Linked DNA regions of Homo sapiens: region 2 is linked to region 1. A link is a contact called in ENCODE Hi-C or POLR2A ChIA-PET data. All regions are on one chromosome and are shown on one strand. The core of a region is the stretch at or near the end of the contact, and the rest is flanking DNA. Distances in the headings are between cores, read along the strand shown.

What was found. A loop is a pair of places that touch in the nucleus more often than their neighbours do. ChIA-PET counts read pairs that join two places held with the same protein, here RNA polymerase II (POLR2A). Pooled maps may share reads with other maps.
Region 2: a loop to region 1 is called in a map of natural killer cell, with 7 times the contacts of the local background. The contact joins two enhancer-like sites. A Hi-C loop is called at or near these places in 5 of 168 maps with a recorded cell type or tissue (PC-3, chondrocyte, mammary epithelial cell and 2 more) and 10 of 50 pooled maps. POLR2A ChIA-PET finds 5 or more read pairs at or near these places in 4 of 52 experiments (MCF 10A, OCI-LY7, PC-3 and 1 more).

What each region holds. Positions count from the first base shown.
Region 1 is chr6:157,097,759-157,102,786 of GRCh38, forward strand. All of the region lies in intron 5 of ARID1B (AT-rich interaction domain 1B), which reads left to right. Among named protein-coding and RNA genes, the nearest start is that of TMEM242, 220 kb to the right of the region's middle. Within about 2 kb of position 2,578, at least 5 of the 41 ENCODE cell types and tissues checked have a DNase peak (open chromatin) inside an H3K27ac peak, as active enhancers do.
Region 2 is chr6:157,141,048-157,146,075 of GRCh38, forward strand. The region is part of intron 7 of ARID1B (AT-rich interaction domain 1B); the gene reads left to right. Among named protein-coding and RNA genes, the nearest start is that of TMEM242, 180 kb to the right of the region's middle. RefSeq lists enhancers at 3,832-4,681, 4,682-5,028. Within about 2 kb of position 2,969, at least 10 of the 41 ENCODE cell types and tissues checked have a DNase peak (open chromatin) inside an H3K27ac peak, as active enhancers do.

The DNA of each region.
Region 1 (5,028 bases), core at 1,328-3,827:
TTCTCCTGGGGGCCCAGGTGGACAAATTGGCAACCCTGTTCACAGCTTTTTTTCTTCTCCCCTTTGTGTCATAAGAACTGCTAATCGGATCCATGCTGCTGCAACTGTGGTTAGTTATTAGCAGAATAAAAGCAGATTTCTTCAAAAGAACGGGTGGGGGAAACGACTATACAAAATTGCAAGGTTGTTAGAATCTAAAATGCACAGCAGTCGATTTTTCCCCTTATTCTGAATTAGACGATGAATACAAGTCTTTCATCTGTCACTATACCCATTTCTTCAGAGGCAGCCAAATATTAAGCTTCTCAAACAAAAAAGGAATCTTAGAAAGAGGAAAAATATTGAGGAGGAATAAGAATGGGTGAGAGAAGGGAAAAATTAGGTTTTGTTTTTATTAATTTGCCCTGGTGAGAGAAATATAAACCATCCCTCTATTTGGTGTTCTCCCCGCCGCCTCTTACCTTACATCAAAGCGAGGATTCGAGAGAATGGAGCTGGTGGCTGTTCAGCATTTTATGTCTGGTGTTCTGCCTGAGGAAAGTTCAGAACCTACCTCTTTTCTTACAGATAGCAGAGTGCTATGAATCCGGACTTCCTGGGGGAAGGCCGGGCTAGCGATGCCATACCCAAATGTGGAGAATAGACCTTTCCCTCCACAAGTGGGTTTTCACGTGGCCCAGTAGACCTTGGAATTGTATGCCTGAGCTTTAAAGCTATTGCAAAGGGTGTGTTTTGATGAGAATGCCAGATTTTCAGCATGGTAGTTGATGTACTTCAGGACATCATGGACTTTCACAGGGGATGCCTCGCAGATCCTCAAGATTCCCAAAGTTAGAAGTGGTTCCTGCTTTCAACCAAATCACATTTTTGGTCATACTGCCTATTTACTATTCATGTCTTCACATCTGAAGTTAACTAAAGTTGAGAAGCTTTCCTTAAAGTTCCATCTTTTATTTAATGGCTGTTTTATCCACAAAGACACAGTTTTTATTCACCTCCCCAGAGTCGGTCCTGAGTGGAGTGGCAAGTGCAGTGGGACCCAGGCTGAGCTGTGCCAGCCGCCACCCTGAGAGTTGTGCCTCAGTCAAACCCAAAGCACATTATATTCCCACACCTTTCAGGCCACTTAGCAGTCATCCAGACTAAAAATGTCTCATTTTAATGCGGAGAATCCTCTGTATGTAAATGTTTTATGACTCCAGTTTATTTTTTTTATTTTTTTTGAGACGGAGTCTCGCTCTGTCACCCAGGCTGGGGCGCAGTGGCATGATCTCAGATCGCTGCAGCTTCCGCCTCTCAGGTTTAAGCAATTCTCCTGACTCAGCCTCCCAAGTAGCAGGGATTACAGGTGCCCACCACCACGCATTTTTGTAGAGACAGGGTTTTATCATGTTGGCCAGGCTAGTCTCGAACTCCTGACCTCAAGCAATCTGCCTGCCTTGGCTTCCTGAAGTGCTGGGATTACAAGCGTGAGCCATTGCGCTGGGCCAACTCCAGTTTATCTTTAATCAAAGCTGTGCTGACTTAAATAGTTAAGTCTAGAAGTCCGTGCATCACCATGTATCCTCTGACTTAACTTGTCCTTTGCCTTGCCAGAGACTTTTCAGTTTCTTTGCCCCAAGTTCTCTGTGGGAAGGTATCTCCCCAAAAGGGATCTCATGGGTATTAGTGATCAGACTATTAAACCAACTTGCAAGGGTCTGTCTTACCCTCGCACCTGTCACAGAGTTATGAGGAGGACCCATGCGAAAAACATTGTGTAGTTTTAGTATGTTTAATTAATAAAAGAAAAGTTCTGGTTTGAATCTATGATAGCAGGCTGGGTGAGTAACGTTTTATAAGTTGGTCTTTAAGGGCTTTTATGAGGACATAATTCACATAGACCACATCATACTCACTTCTGTTTTCTACCTGTTGGCTGATCGTCCTTTATAGCTAATCTATCTTCAAGCCTAGGAGTGAGGTTTAGAAAAAGACTTGGAACACTCAGACCACAGTAGGGAGGAGAGTTGAAAAGCTTAATCCGGCAGGTTTTTGACAGTGTATTAGTTTGTTTAGAATAAAGGTATATGGCCCTGTGAACGGTGCGTGGGAGCTGTCTTGTTCTCTCAAGTTCGGGAATTGGAAGTATCCTTATTCCCTTCATGGCTCGGGAGTATCCAAGTCAGATAGCCTCTGAAGTGCCCATTTATCTGTATTTTTAGGACCTAATGACACATGAATAGTCTGTAATATTTTGGATAAGGATTTAGGAAAGTCTAGCCCCGTTTTGAATGAACTTTCGAGCTGTATGACATGAAAAGGTTTATCTCTCAAAGCAGGGGCTTAACTCCTTCAAGGTGAGGACACCAAATTGCTGTGGTTCTGTGTTCTCAGTTGAAAGGTAGGGAAGAACATTACTTTCTGGTTTATACTGCTCTAATCTGAGATAGGATTTATTCACAATAAAGAATTGTGTTGACAGCCTGTTCACCAACATCTTCCCCACCCCTCTGCCCTGATACAGGACCTTTTGGTAAAGGGTGAGGTGATCTTATTAGAGACAGAGGCACACACACCCCATGCTGAACAATAGGAAGTGTTATAAGTTCACACCCACGCACTTCAGATAAACTGTTAACCGGAACCACTAAGCGGAAGCCTGAGCAGATTCTGTATTTCAGTAGTTTGCTTGGAGCATATCGAAGTTGGTGTCAGCCAGCCTGCTTCTTCATTCTGAGAATAAGTGGGATTTTTTTCCGTTCTTGAAGCAAGTGAAATAGAAAACACTGAACAGAAGGATGCTATGTCTAAATAACTTGTGGGTTTTCTAACTCATCTAAATAAATGCCTGAGACTAGGACATTTGTTGAATGTATGGATTATCAAAAATGTATTTTTCATTTACACCATTAGGTATTATGCAGGTTTTTAAAGAAATGACCCATGAAATCCTTGTGCTGTGTTGCAGAGCTGTACCATCTTACCATACTCTAGCTTCTTACTAACTGAGATAAGATGTACAGTGATTTCCACAGATGCGGAGTCTACCATGCAACCAACCAATGCTGTCTCTTAACAAAATTATATTGTCATTTATCATGGTGGAAGGAAAGATCCTGACCAGTTCTTCATGTTGCAGAAATTAAAGGAGCAACTAAATACAACCCATAGTAAGAAGTTATAGTGTAATTACTAGTGGGTTTGGCAGAATATAAGAAATGCATCCTCCAGAAGATCGGTAAAGTCAGATGGTGGCAGGTGAGACCCGTATTCTACTTTAAAGATTTGAAAGAGAGCCGATTTCCATGAGGCTGTACTAGAATAAAGCAACCCAGTGTTTTAATTTTGGATGCAGCAGCAGAATTGCACAGTCAGTGGGAAGCACAAGATGAACACGATCATAGTAGTAATGTATCAGTATTTGGTTGCTACAATGTGTTCTTTTAATTTCTCACTAAAGTTAATGACACCACCAAGAATTCTTGATGAGTAGAAGAATTAATTCAATTGCTAATTGCTGAAAACCATGAACTATGTATTGATTTTGTAGCACCATCCCATGGGAGTAACTTGATCATGATAGAGTTATTTGCAAAGTGACTGGAAGCATTCCTCATTTCTTCTCAGAATTCAACAAGAACCACAACCAGTTTAATTCACACGGACCTAAGAATAGGTCTGTCTTACCCTTGCCACTGTCACAGAGTTTATGAAGAGGGCCCAAGTACTTGCCACTAAACACCTCATGATCTCCATGTATTGAGGATGATTGGCCAAGAAAATTATCCAAATTTCCATGGTTTCACATGTCTTTTCACATTAATTATAAAAAGCCAATCTTCTTGAATTACTAATCGAAGAATATAATTTAGGACATTGCCCTCTATATAGTGAGTACTCTTTTTTTTTTTTAACCTCATTTGGTACATTCAAGCTATCTCTAATTTACCTGCGAACTTGTAAGACAAATAAATGTATATTCTAGACAGTGCTCTCTCTTTAGCTCCTTCTTTCTTCACTTTTGCCCAGAGTCAGCTAACGTAGGAAAATTGGAAGGATAGAATGGATCTGAGGCATTAAAACCGAAATCAAGTAGTGTCTGTCATTCAGACTCCAGATTTGCTATCTTGACTAATCATGTCAATATTCCATCTCAGATAACTAAATCCATCTTAGGTTAGTTGGCTTTTTAGCTGTAATGATGTGAAAGGAAGGAATAATTTTTCTATGGCCACTACAACTTTTGAAACATGGAATTTCTGAATATTTCTATATCTATTAGTATTACTAATACTGGAGATAATGCAGTATTATTTGAAAAGGGGTGAATGGTTTGTTTGCCAGAATTGGTTGTGGTTCAGAGTTAGTGTTCTTGTTCTTTTTCTATAGTTGTATACTGTAGTAATGTAGAAAGGAATTATCCCCAAGGAATTTTAACCTCAATAAAGGATTAATGTGGGAATCCTATTCACCTCATGTTTATTCTCTACCATCCCAACACAAAAGTAGTAGAGTATAATTTACGCAATTGCATCTGATCAGTAGTTGATCTGATTTGTTGGTTTGTTTCTGATCCGAAAGAGTTGGAAAAATAAAACTACAAGTAATCATTTATCTAAACATTTACCTGCTAAATGTACTTACCATTTAAGTCTTAGACTTTTGCCTGCATTAAGTGCTAAGGAACCCAGCGCATTCTTACATATAGATAGGAGAGAGCATAAAGCAACTTCTGTTACTGACATTTATTTATGAAGCCTTCCCCTTTAAATATGGAAGAATGTGAGATTTCTATGTCAGTGCTGTTGTTATTAAATACTCATCTGTATTGGCTTTTTCAGCAAGTATTCCTCCTGAGTGGTTCTTTTTTTTTTTTTTTTTTTTTTTTTTGAGACGGAGTCTTGCTCTGTCACCCAGGCTGGAGTACAGTGGCGCAATCTCTGCCTCCCGGGTTCAAGTGATTCTCCTGCCTCAGCCTCCTGAGTGGCTGAGATTACAGGTGTACGCCACCACGCCTGGCTAATTTTTATGTACTTTTAGTAGAGA
Region 2 (5,028 bases), core at 1,719-4,218, 44 kb after region 1:
TTTTGCTAAGGCAGAGTAATCCAGAGTCACTGATACTCCGTCCCCTCCTGCCTTGAAGCTTGACCAGTATTGGGTTGACCATTCGATGCCTAAGAGCAGTACCTGGTATATTATCCTTGTGGAGTGAGACTAAGGATAATTTTTGTCTGTTTCTGTGCTTCCATATTTTCTGCATTGAGCGTGCATTACTTTGTAATTAAAAAGGAAGACAATAATTGTTGTAACATAAATGGAAAAAAACTACCAAAAGTGAAACATTGAAGTGACACTGTAAGGTAAGATAATAGGTCTTTCTCCTTCTTTTACACACTTTGTGTAATATTGTAAGTTTTACATTTTAAAGAATTTTAAAATGCATATTGACCTAAGAGAAATATGGTACCTTATGTATAGTTCAGAAAACAAATTCTCTCTATTTATTCCCACAAATAGGATTTAATGCAACTTGCGGTAAGTCAGCTTTCATTTTGATGAACCTGTATTTGTGATCATCTACTTGATGCATTTCTCTGGCTGAAAGAGCAGCATTGTGTGATAGATCTAAGTAGAAAGATAGAATTGAAAGAAGCTGTATTGAAATAGAACTTTATTTTTCACAGAAAAGATCTTACTTAAATATGATAACCAGCAAATAAACACATGGAAAATCCTCAAAATTTTTTTCATTAGGGAAATGAAAACTAAAGCCACGTTGATTTCTATTACATACTGATTCGAATGGCTAATTTTTTTAAGTTGGAATATCAAGTGCTGGCAGTTAGAACTCTCACACAGTATTTGATGGGAATATATACAAAATAGTACAGCCACAGTTTGGCAGTTTCTTATAAACACGTACTTACCATACAGCCAGCAATCTAATTTCTAGGGTTTTACCAAGAAAGATGAAACATATTCCTACCACACAAAGACCTGTATACAAATTTTTAGCAGCTCTACTCGTAATTGCCAAAAACTGGAAACCATATCCAAGAATGGACTACTACTCAGCACTGAAAGGGAATGTACAGATGCATGCAACGGTGTGGATGGATGTCAAAGGCATAATGCTAAGAAGCCAGCCACGAAAGCCTATACTGTGTGACTCCATGTGACGTTGTAGAGAAATAAAATGACATGAACGGAAATCAGATCAGTGGTTGCCAGGGGGTGGCATGGGGATAAGGTTGACTTATAGAAGGGGAAGAGGGAACTTTTCCCTCCTTTCATTTCTTGTGAGAGAAATATTCTGTACCTTGATTGTGCTGTCGATTACAGGATTATAGAATTTTTTATATCTCAATATAGACATGACAAAGCCGGGCACATTGGCTCACGCCTGTAATCACAGCACTTTGGGAGGCCCGCGCGGGTATATTGTTTGAGGCCAGGTGTTTGAGACTAGCCCGGGCAACATGACAAAACCCTGTGTCTACTAAAAATACAAAAATTGCCCTAGCATGGTAGTACACACCTGTAAACCCAGCTACTTAGGAGGCTCAAGTGGGAGGATCGCTTAAACTCAGGAGGCAGAGGTTGCAGTGAGCCGGGATCACGTCACTGCACTCCAGCCTGGATGACAGAGCAAGACTCTGTCTCAAAAACAACAACAATAACAAAAACAACAACAAAAAAAACAATATTTTGTAGTAACTGTTATAAAAATGGTAAACATCACTGGCTACAAAACAAGATAAATGCATATTTAGCCCTAATTCACAACTGCCTTTATCATAGTATGTAGCTAATTATGCATTTCTTTTTTCCACAAGGGTAAGATTTCTGATTTATTGCATTCACCTCCATTTTCTCCTCCATCATATAGGGAATGACGCAGAACCTTGCCCATAGTAGTTGTTCATAACTGTTGAGTGATTGGAACTTAGAAGCAAAATTTCGTATATGAGTGGAAACATTTAGTAGTTTACAAAAAGCAGTAAGCTCTGAGTATGCATTGCAACTATCAACTTTAAATATTCTGGAGTCAGGTATAGAAATTTTTGTGATCTGCCTGAAATGATGATGGTGACTTGAATAGGGTCTAGCTTCTGCTTCCTCTCTCTGGTGCTTGAATGGAACTCCTGGTGGGTAGAAATCTGAATTCATTTGGTGACCAATTTTCCAAAGCTAGTGTGCCAAGATGAACCCACTTGAAAACTGTGGGTCCTTGGACTTGGCTGCAAGACCAGTCCAGCTGAGGTGGGCTGGCCCAGCATCTGCCGCCTTCATTGTGCTTAATGCTGGATCCATCTGTTTTCTGTCAAAGCCAGTGCCAACAAATTACTAACCTATTAGAGAAACATGGAAATAAGATTGCACTTCTCATTCCTGGCTTTTCCTCTCATATTTTGCTTGGCTTACATATTTGGTTTTTGTTTATTTTGGGAAGAAAGATACGTTATCGAGTAGTTGGGGGGGGCATGAATCATTTTTCACCCCATGCACACATTTTTAAAAGATGGGGGGGGTGATGTTAGTGATGTTGTTATGGCCATTGATGACGATGGCAGCTGTCATTTGTTAGGCAGTGCGGTGCCTGGCGCTGTACTTGTTACTTTCAACCTCTTACTCATTATCGTAGTCACTTTACAGATGACAGAACCACAGTTCAGAGAGGTTAAACCACTTGTCACGCTGCTAGGGAGTGTCAGAACCAGTATTCACACCCAGATGCTGAAGCCTGTGCTTTATCCATTGTTGCCTTTTAAACCGTTTTAAGCCTTTAGAAACTATTTTTGTCCAGGCACGTGAGTCTAATGAGGAAAGTTTCAAAGAAAAGAAAAGGGGACTTTGTATTTCTTCTATCCAATAGAGGCTTCTGTAATTAGAACATTTTTCCTTGACATGCACTTTTGAGTGCCAATTCATGGAATCAACCCAACTGATTGGAGAGAAATAGATTGGCACCCCTGGCCTAAGCGCCTTTCTAAGCACAAGTGCACACACGCGTGTCTTGGTGTGCATAGCTGTGCTCGAACGCATGCTCCCCCAGGTTGCAGATGCTTCCTGCCAGGAGACGAAGACCAGCTGCCGAACTGGGCAAAGCTATTGAAACACAGCTCCTCTCTCTTTAGTATATAACATGAGTGAGAGATGGAGGTAGGGTACAGAGTAACTTAACATCTCAGTAGTTTCTTTCCTTTGTGTTCATTAAGATACAGCCCTTGACTCCCAGTTAAACCCAGGAGGTTGGAGTGCCAGCATTTCCGCATTCCAGCTATAAGCAGAATTCTACAAACTCAGAAACCTTCTTTCTCTAATAAAACCGCATGATGGGTATAGTCTAAACGCTTGTTTTCTAAAACAAGACTAAAACGTTATTTCATTTCCTTCTAAAGCAAAGGGCACATAAGTTTTCACTGAAAAAGGTTTCTTACCAACTGAGTCACTTATCCAGTGTTAGGGGAGGGTGGAAACTAGCCCTCAAGTAATGGCATGAATATATGAATTAATTACTTGTGCATTCAAACTATGAATGAGTATATTTATTTTTAATAAAAGCAAGAGCTAAGAAGGAGCACTGTATTTCACTGATCTTATCAGATCATCTGGAAGCGAAGGGGATGTGAGCTTGGGGAGGAGGAGGAGGAGGAGTCTGAATTCCTTCTCACAGGGAAAAGTCGTGAGGACTGGGACTCTGGGTAAGCGTGGGAAGAGGAAGGGCCCAGCAGCTGGCCCCTGCTCTGTGCCCACCTACCAGGGTGCACAGAAGGTGCCTTTTCCGCCGAGACTGCGTGATGGGAAAACAGACAGGGGAGCCTATGTGTGTCCCGTGGGATGGGAGATTCAGAAGCAACTTAAGAAATTTTTGTAAAGAACTTTGAAACTGATGAACAGTGGTGTTTTTTTATTTTTTATTTTAACTTGAAAACAAAGTTTTGATGGTATCTGCAAACTTCAGCTGTGCAAAAGCAGTGCCTCTTCACGCCGAAGCAGTTTGCCTTTAAGGAGCTGCCAATAAAAAAGCTAATGGCGTGTGGCCCAGCGCACCCGAGGTGTCTGCGCTGTGCCTCTCCTGTTCCTGTTTCCTGTTCCCCTGTGTCTTCCACTTTCTTTCCCAGTTCCTCAGATCTGTTGTTGTGCTCTCTGGCATCCCCTGAAGCCTTTCTCAGCCTTCCAGGTGGTGTTCGGGACTAAGGAAGCTGCTGACTTGACCAGGTCTTACTTGCTGTTGCTAGTGTAGCAGTTTATTAGCTTGTCCCAAGACCGGTCTGTATCAGGAGTCCACAGATTGTGGCCCGCTCTGGCCCACTACCTGTTTTTGTAAATAAGGTTTTACTGGAACATCACCACTCCCATCTGTGTGTGTGGCTGCTTTGGGGGCTACAGTGGCAGGATTGAGCAATCGTGATAGAGACTGTTTGCCCCAAATGCCTGAACTATTTCCTATCTGGCCCTTGACAAAAAGCGTGCCTGCCCACATCTGCACGGACAGTGGCCCGTGCGTCGCCTGTAGGGAATAACACACGCCTCCCGGACAGCCAAATGAAAATGCACACAGTGGCTCTCACAGAGATCAGACGCGCAGTAAATGTGGAGAAGTCTGCAGAGGTCTCTTGCAGATTTGTAGGTGATAGAACTTTATATGTGTGAATTTAAGAAAGCCGGTTTTGACCATTAGGGTAACATTGTTACATAAATGTGCTTTTTCTTAAATATTTGAGAGACTGTGTAGCAGAGTGTGTCATGCTTGGACTCTAAGCTACACTCCAGGATGCCTGGGCTCAGACCTTAGTCCTCCAGTTGTGAGCCACGTGACCATGGGACATTTGTTGTTATTCACAGCCCCGTGCCTTAGGCTCCTCGTCTTCAGCATGAGGATTATAATAATGTGTACCTCCTAGGCTTGATCTGGGGATTAAGTGAGTTAACACAAAGAACTTGGAACTGAGCTTAGCACATAGTAAATGTTAAGTGTTTGCTTTTATTGCAGTTATTAATCCAATCCTACCTCTGCTGGAAATCCTTGAGAAGCTCCTCCTTATGGACAGGATAAATCTCAAACTTAGAAGCCTGGTACACAAGGCCCTGCCAGACCCAGCCTCTCCC